Linked DNA regions of Homo sapiens: region 1 is linked to region 2. A link is a contact called in ENCODE Hi-C data. All regions are on one chromosome and are shown on one strand. The core of a region is the stretch at or near the end of the contact, and the rest is flanking DNA. Distances in the headings are between cores, read along the strand shown. Region 1 has its middle 7.3 kb from the start of SLC2A12. Region 2 overlaps TARID (TCF21 antisense RNA inducing promoter demethylation).

Evidence for each region. Hi-C counts contacts between places; a loop is a spot of excess contacts on that map. Pooled maps may share reads with other maps.
Region 1: a map of aorta shows a loop between it and region 2 (3-fold over the local background). The contact joins two enhancer-like sites. A Hi-C loop is called at or near these places in 1 of 168 maps with a recorded cell type or tissue (aorta) and 9 of 50 pooled maps.

Annotation. Positions count from the first base shown.
Region 1 is chr6:134,057,625-134,062,283 of GRCh38, forward strand. No RefSeq gene overlaps it. Among named protein-coding and RNA genes, the nearest start is that of SLC2A12, 7.3 kb to the left of the region's middle. RefSeq lists enhancers at 2,736-3,400, 3,401-4,065. Within about 2 kb of position 1,432, at least 4 of the 41 ENCODE cell types and tissues checked have a DNase peak (open chromatin) inside an H3K27ac peak, as active enhancers do.
Region 2 is chr6:133,567,295-133,571,582 of GRCh38, forward strand. It overlaps TARID (TCF21 antisense RNA inducing promoter demethylation), which reads right to left. Exons shown (of 9, transcript NR_109982.1): 5 at 896-954. Among named protein-coding and RNA genes, the nearest start is that of EYA4-AS2, 110 kb to the left of the region's middle. Within about 2 kb of position 2,382, at least 12 of the 41 ENCODE cell types and tissues checked have a DNase peak (open chromatin) inside an H3K27ac peak, as active enhancers do.

The DNA of each region.
Region 1 (4,659 bases), core at 182-2,681, 490 kb after region 2:
AGCTTGTCACGGGCTTTTATTTTCTTCTAGGCTGCCCAGGATCAGAAGATCCTTCCTGTGTTGGGAATCCCCCTCTGCAAGGAAGAACCTGTCTCCTAAACAGAAGCTGGAAAGGCCTGATACTCCCTTTTCTCTTAGGACCAGGCTCTGCCAAGCAGTTCATGCACCCTGGATTTTGCATCAGAAGCTGTAGCACAAAGTAGCAGGATCTACAGGCCCCACCTTCCAGTGAGGATGGTGGCAGTGGCTCTGGCCAAAATATTTAATGTCAGAGTTGCTAGATATACACTGTTAGGTATGTGCTCAGGGGTGGCTAGATTAGCTCAAAGCAGGATTTGGGGAGTTATTCTTGACTACAGTTTCCAAGTTGGAGTTGGTTTCTGTTGCTTTAAACCAAGAACTAGGAATGACACCAGACTCAACTAGATAAGTCCTTTTTCATGTGTGCAGAAGCAGATTAATCAGGAAGCTAATGAAGTTTAAGCTGCAGGGCCCCTCACCCACACCAGCCCTTCCAAGACCCTGGGAGGCACCCAGCAATGCATTTATATAATGATATGTTTTGTAAAATTTGCTAAAATGAAATAACTGCAATCAGTTAAGACCACTAATGCTTTGCACCTGGCCAGCAACATCTTGTTTCCTTTGTGTCATGTGACATAAGGGTGGCCATGGAATATTTGGGATCTGACTTAAGATCAGTGAAGTTAGAAAAAAAATTTTTTTTTGTATTTTTTTTTTTAGACAGAGTCTCACTCTGTCACTCAGGCTGGAGTGCAGTGGCACAATCTTGGCTCACTGCAACCTCTGCCTCCCGGGTTCAAGTGGTTCTCCTCCCTCAGCCTCCTGAGTAGCTGAGATTACAGGTGCACACCACCATGCCCAGCTAATTTTTTTTTTTTTTTGTATTTTTAGTAGAGATGAGGTTTCACCATGTTGGCCAGGCCATTCTCAAACTCCTGACCTCAAGTGATCCACCTGCCTCGGCCTCCCAAAGTGCTGGAATTACAAGCGTGAGCCACTGTACTGGGCCTGGTTTTGGTTTCTCATGGATAGTTCACAAGCACTTAACTAATATAGAGTTAAGCCCTCACTAGCTCTCTTGGAATAGAAAAGACTTCCAGGAATTCTCTTGCTCCTCACTATGCCATCTCATGCCGTGCATATCCCACATTATCACTCACGTGGCACAAAGATGGAAAAGCACAGGGCTAGAGGCTATCTCTCAGTGTGAACTTGTCCTACAGCTCCCAGGGCCATGGCAGAGGGCCATGCTAGAGGACAGACTGGGTTCTTTTATTTTCTTTATATAGAAAGTAATGTCACAAAAAAATTGTGTTACAAAAAAAAGATCAAAATGTGTGCAATCAAAAAATGAAGGGAAAAAAGTATTATGGAAGTGTATCAGGTAATTCCTGGATTATGCAATTTTTGTAATGCTTGGCAGCTTTTTATCATTTGTAATTTACTGCCAGGCATGATAGCTCATGCCTGTAATCCCAGCACTTTGGGAGACCAAGACGGACAGATCGTTTGAGCCCAGGAGTTTGAAACCAGCCTGGACAATATGGTGAAACTCTTTCTCTACAAAAAATACAAAAATTAGCTAGGCATGGTGGCACATGTCTGTAGTCCCAGCTGCTTGGGAGGCTGAGGTAGGATTGCCTGAGCCTGGGAGGCAGAGTTTTCAGTGAGCTGAGCTCATGCCACTGAGCTGAGATCACACCACTGTACCTCAGCCTGGGTGGCAGAGCTAGATAGACCCTGTCTAAATTTTTTAAAAATTGTAATTTATCAAAATAAATATTCACCTTTTTTTTTTTTTTTTTTTGAGACAGAGTCTCACTCTGTCGCCCAGGCTGGAGTGCAGTGGTGTAATCTTGGCTTACTGCCAGCTCCCAGGTTCACGCCATTTTCCTGCCTCAGCCTCCCAAGTAGCTGGGACTGCAGTCACCCGCCACCATGCCCGGCCAAATTTTTGTATTTTTAGTAGAGACAGGGTTTCACCATGTTAGCCAGGATGGTCTCGATCTCCTGACCTCGTGATCCGCCCGCCTCGGCCTCCCAAAAAGCTGGGATTACAGGTGTGAGCCACTGCACCTGGCCTGTATTCTTATTTTTTAAAACAGAGCCCCCAAATTTTATAAACATCAGGCCCCACAAAACTTGGTTCTGCCCCTATGAATATGTTGGAGAAGTATAGTTCTTTCCAGATGACCATGTTTACTAAAAACCTTGTACCTCCATTCAGTCCTCCTCATCCCCATTACCACCCTCTAAATCCGGGCCACCTTATAATCTCCCACGGGAAGAGCTGCAATAGCCTCTAACAGGTCTTCCTGTGGGCATTCTTGCTTTCCTAAGCCCATTCTCCACAGTGGTGCCAAGATTTTTTCTAAAATCTAAATACTTAAATGGCTTTCAGTTGTTTTAAACTTTTCTCCAACTTCTAGTTGTTCTTAGGGTTGATCTAAATTTCTTCATGAGGCTTAAAATGCCCCACAGGGTCTTGCATGGGCTGATCCCTCCAGGTCCATCTCTTGCCACTTCCTGACTCGACCTCTGCAATCTGGTCCCATCATGAACTATATGGTGGAGATGCCAATCATCGCCTCCTTGACCTGATATTCTTTTAGACAGTCTTGTCTCACACTTTATTGTGGTTCCCATCTCCCCACCCGCTCCTGTCCCCCACCAGCCTCCAGCAAAATTAAATTAACCAGGAGTAGATGTCTCATGCTCAGGGAGCCGATAGGACAGGCTAGGGTCCTCTCTTTCAGATCCTTTTTCTCTCTGATTAGGTTAGGGGTTGTTATATCAATTGTAGTTCAGTGCAGGAACTTCAAGTAGGAAGAAATTTAGCACAGAGAATTGGGTGCTTATATTTTCACTGGAAAGCCTGAAAGATTCCAAGCATTCAGGAATGACTCCCAGAATAATACAGAGCTGACTCATCAGCTGGGCTCCTACATCTGAGCTGCCCAATGGAGCCATGAGTTCAGGAATGCATTGTTTAAACCCAGAGAGCAGACCATTTCTGCTCCCATACCTGCATTCTCTAGGAAGCTATAGATACTGGAATGTCACCTCAGGAAAATCTCGTATCTGCCTGATTCCCTAGGATAGCAGAAACTCCCCAAAGAGGAAAACAAAAAGAAAACAAACACACTCCCTTCATATTCATCTTCGTGCAGGTGCATCTAACTGATATCTACACCCCTACTGCAAGGAAACCTGGGAAATGTAGCTTTCTAATCAATCTCTCCAGTGGGAGGGAAGGCAGGATGGAAGTTGAGAGGGCCACGCTGCTGTATCCGGCATCATAGTGAATGTTTGTGTCAATAGATCATATGAGCTGGGGCTTCAGGTCTGGGCCCTAGCAGGCCAAAGCTGAAGTTGTAATAGCAGGAGCAAAAGGGACATGCATAATAAAAGAAGCGTGAGTGCTGGACAATGGAAACTCACAGAATGAAGCAGAAGCAGGACTCTATGGCCCCACGACAAGGGTCTTGGCTTTGGGTTTTCTGTGAGGCCTAGCTGTGGTGTTTTTTGTTTGTTTGTTTTTTGACGAAGTTTCACTCTTGTTGCCCAGGCTGGAGTGCAATGGCGGAATCTCAGCTCACTGCAACCCCTGCGTCTGGGATTCAAGCAATTCTTCTGCCTCAGCCTCCCAAGTAGCTGGGATTACAGGTGCCCACCACCGCATCCACACCTGGCTAATTTTTTGTATTTTTAATAGAGACGGGGTTTCACCATGTTGGCCAGGCTGGTCTCGAACTCCTGACCTCAGGTGATTCACCCATCTCGGCCTCCCAGAATGCTAAGACTACAGGCATAAGCCACCACATCCGGCCCTGGCTGTGTTTTACACTTGCCCTTCTATGCTGAGGGACTGACTGATATCCTCTTTTCTATCCCCGCTCACTCCCTATCCATCCCCATTTGCAAGGCACTTCTGTCTTCTCTGACCTTCCCTCCCCCGGGGCTGGGCCAAGTGCTCTCCTCTCTGCTCCCAGGGCACATATTGCTCTCACAGACGGAGCATTAAACAGAGAGTGCTGTGATAATTCACTAATCTGTTTTCCCTATTAGTGTGTCAACACCATGAGCACAAGGTCGTGATCACCTTGTTCATACTCCTTCAGAGTTTGGCATGGTGTCTGAAACCTTGAGTTGCTCACTAAATATGTATTTAAAGAAATCCAGGAGAAAAGGAGGAAGAAGAAAAGGGTATACACAATCAAACTTCTGATCAACCTTATGTTGTTTCATTGCAGCATCCTTTTGAAAGTAGGTTCTAGGCCTAGTCTTGGTTCTAATTCTGGCTGTACCACTTACAAGCTCTAGAACCTCTTTAATGCCTCAGTTTCCTTTTTTCTAATAGATAAGGACAACAATAGCAGCCATCTCATAAGCTTCTTGTGATGATTAAATGAATTAATATATAGAAAGTAATTAGAACAGTATCTGACCATAGTCATCTGCAATAAATGATAGCTGTTGCTGCATCCAAGGGACTCCATAGAAGTATATAGTAATAATAGAAAAAATGCTGGGACAGGGCACAGTGGCTCACACCTGTAATCCCAGCATTTTAGGAGGTTGAGGTAAGTGGATCACTTGAGCCCAGGAGTTCAAGATCAGCCTGGACAACATAGT
Region 2 (4,288 bases), core at 1,132-3,631:
GGCCATGAGCATGCCAAACCAAACAACAAACAAACAAACATAAAACACGGTGGGTGTGGAAACTTGGCTCTGTGAATTTCTTCCATACTTGCATTTATTAGGGCAGCTGCTCTTTCAGTCTCTGATTCACTTTGCTTCAGATCCCAGTCCCTTTTGGTTTTCTCTATTTGGATTTAATAACTGAGTCCTGGATCCTTTAATGCTAAATAATAGGCTGCATAGGGCACTGCCTCTGGTTATTACTTTGTCCATTACAACTATGCCCTAATACCAGGCCCAGGCCTGGGGATACTGCTGGCCACTTAACCCTTGGGGTAGAGGGAGGGAGATGCCACCCCATGACACTGCCACACCCAGAGCTTACACTTGGCATAGTTACACCTTTTCCAGCACTGACCACTCTCCCTGCATTTTGCATCCTCTCATTCCTGTTGCAATGTCCAGAGCCCTCATGATGCTTCCTTGCTCTCTGCTTCACATAATTCTTCATTCTCCCCAACCAGCGTTTTCTGAACAGTACCCAACATTCCAGACTTTTCCCACCCCCTCTTCCAGTTTCTGATCCTCATTTAAGTGAATGCCTCATCCTACCAAGGATTCAGTTTCTGCAGAGGAAAGTTGACTCATCTATAAGTCTCTAAGCAAATAGAAAATAAAATAAGTTTTAAAACAACAGATTGAAATCTCTGCCACCGAGGGCTCAACACGACCCTTTATGTAGCAGCGCGGGGCGCAGAAGGAATTCAGGGACCCTTTTCCCACTTGCAGTGACTTTTGATGCATGTGTTTCAGTAGCTTCTGGAGATGGGCTACGTGGAAATACAGAACGATTCTCAAGTAGATTTGAGACAACTCCGAGGAGTCTGAGAAATTTGGGGGAAGAATTTGAACTTGCCTGCAATTCCCAAGCAGTAGAGGAAGTTGGTCGGATGATTACTTGCAGGTTCGTGTTGTCTGTGAAAAAAACAAGTTTGATTAAATAATCAGCAAAACCTGGATAGTCAGAAAAGACTTGAGAGCAAGTGAGAAAATTCCAAGTATCCCCTCCATCTTTCTTTTAGTACCTAACACAGTACATGACACATAGAAGGAGCACCACAGATATCTGTTCGATTACACCCTGATTGCACTTACTGCTCTCTGAGGCCAAAAGATATAGGGTCGAACGTTTTGAGCAGAAAATAACTGGCTCAAGGCTGAGGAAAAACAACAGTAACACGAACCATAACAACAAAATCTACGCTGGGAGCGGTGGCTCACACCTGTAATCCCAGCACATTGGGAGACAGAGGCATGCGGATCACATGAGGCCAGGAGTTCGAGATTAGTCTGGCCAACATGGTGAAACCCTGTCTCTACTAAAAATACAAAAAAAAAAAAAAAAAAAAAATTTAGCTGGGCGTGGTGGCACACGCCTGTAATCCCAGCTACTGGGAAGACTGAGGCAGGAGAATCGCTTAAACCTGGGAAGCGGAGGTTACTGTGAGCCGAGATCGCGCATGGCACTCCAGCTTGGGCAACAGAGCGAAACTCCGTCTCAAAACAACAACAAAAACCTAAGGAGTGAGATAAGAATAAAGACGTTTCTTTATTCCTCATAAGAACCCCTCACCAGGTCCTTCCCTAGAAATAAGCTAATTATTGTTAAAATTTATTCAGTTAAAGGAAAAAACGCCATCAATCCTTTTCTTTCCTCCTTCCCTTCATTATTCAGGTTTCTGAAAGTCTTCCCACTGGCAATACCTCAGAAGGACACCAGAGGACGATGTATTTTAACTGTTCGGATTCTCTCTAAAACCCCATCTTTCTTTTTCAGAGTCTCAAATCTCAACTGACAAATTAACCTAAGAACTATTCCACGAAATAAAGTAGAAGCAGCATGCCTTGTAGAGAAGCCGTGGTATAATGTATTATACTTTAATATTAATATTGTATTTTACACAGAATTTCTGCGAACTGCATGAATACTGATGATTCCAAGCCTAAACAAGAGGGGGAGTACAATCACAACACTCTGGAGATTAGGTGCTTAAAGCTTTCGAAAACGGCAGCCCGCTTTGTTACTGTGGCCGGTTCCTGGCTGGGAACAGGCTCCTTTTCGGCACTACCTACTTGATACGTGTGATGTTGTCACAAACATCTAGAAAAAACATTAGTTCTCAGGAAAAGAATAACAGGAGACACGTATATTGCCATATGAAAACAAGTATACATACGTGTGTATGCATGTGTATATTTGTACAAATTATGACCCCCTCGAAAACCTATGATCAGTGTCTCAAATATTAACATTACAGATAGTATTCCATCATTCCTGACTGCAACTGACAGGAGTTTCACTGAGAAGTGAGGATCGGAGCTTTGGTGACTCAGCTCTTTGTAGTCACCCCAGCAGGGTGTGTCATATGAGGGCCACGGAGCATGCATCATCCTGAGGAAGGTGTTTAAAACCAGCTCCCCTCGATGAGACAATCTCAGCGCTCCCTCTAGCTAAACCTGGCCTTATTGCCCTAACTCTAGTACACCAGATTTAAATATGCTTCACATAAAATACATTTGTCAAAAAGTACTAGAAATTAAGCACTTAGAAGCAACATCCAACTTATTAATGAAACTATAATTTTTCCTCAATATCTCAGCAATGATGAAGTAAACTAACTTTAGGGTAGACGTTAAAGCGTTATTTGCCATACATTTTTGCAATTCTAGCCCTCTTTAAACCTACTTGCAGAAAGTTATTAGCCCCAATGTCCATAAAATCCTTCTAAAAGAAGCTAATTCTTCTTCCCCAGCACCCAAAGTTGTTTGTGTTTTCTGTGAAGATATATTTAATATTCAGAAATTACTCTGTGACTTGCAAAATACAACTGACTCAAAATATATAAGTAGTGGGAGGGATTCTAACCTATAAATAAAAACCTCTTAAGTCTCAAAACATTTTAAGTAATTTTAAAACATTTTAAAATTTTAGAAAATAATTTATTGAATTAAAATAGTCAGCAATTACTGGTTATTACTAACATGAGCAAAATCACTGACAATTCAACTAAATTAAATCTATGAAAATCTGGGATTTAAGAATAATGTATTTATAATTTCTACAGAGGACAAGCCATAAATATTTTAACTTGAGAGTCTCGCATATATACACATTGTGAGCTAAATTAATCAAAACACTTGCTTAAAAAATTAACTATGCTTGAGGTGTCATGGTAGAGATCATATTTTAATGTATCAGAAAGAGATTTGATGCTTGACTAATTTCATTTAAGTGCATATTTCTTGATTATCATCCAACATCCCAGAATCTTATTTCCCTCATCTGAACCAACAATTAGAAATAGAGCAAATATTATTAGACAACATCCATGAAAATATATTCAACTTCATTACCAAAGAAATGCAAATTACAATCTATATAAGAAAAATATAAAAATAATGAAGTATTTTTAAATCAATAAAATATATAGTTTTAATGAGCACATGATGAAACTAGTATATTCATACATTGCTAGTTTTAATAAATATTAAAGCAAGTCATTTTGTAAAACAATTTTGCAGCATAGTTCAAAATATAGGATTCCATTCATTCGGAAAATCCAGAAGTAATAACTGAGCACCTCCAATTCACCGATTTAGGGACTGGAAATGCAATGACCAGCGTAAAGTGACACACCATCCCCGTGCTCATATTGCTTGCTGTTCGGTATTATTTTAAATTGAAAGGAAATAGTTGTATGCAGGTGACTATTCTCTGATATTCTCTGAACATAATTTAAATGCCTAACAGTTGGAAAGGCAACAATTAAATTTTAGCTTATCAATATCCTGTAAAACTATATAACCAATAAAATGAGAATTATGAACAAAGCAATTAGAAAAATGTTTCTGACATAGTATTTGCTGAATGAAAAATAGGAATTGATAATGTGTCATGCATGTAAAAAATAACATGTATAGAAAAAGTCTGGAAAGGAACATTAGAAGAATTTGATGAATTCAATATTTTATATCATGTTCTCCATTACTTTTTGTCACAACAGTTTTATATAATCATTTGAAAGTATTAGTAACTGAGAAAAATAACGTCTTTTCTATAGTGGACATCATAAAACTTACTGTGGCTATCTCACACAATTGTAAATATCTAATGTGTTTCCTGAATTAAGTTTCATAAGAATTCTGTATAGTTTATGAAAAATTTAATTTTGATTGTTTTTTGGAAACCATTTAATCTGTGAGATAATTTTTTGCTACTTACATTAATCTAAACATACTTTATATATCA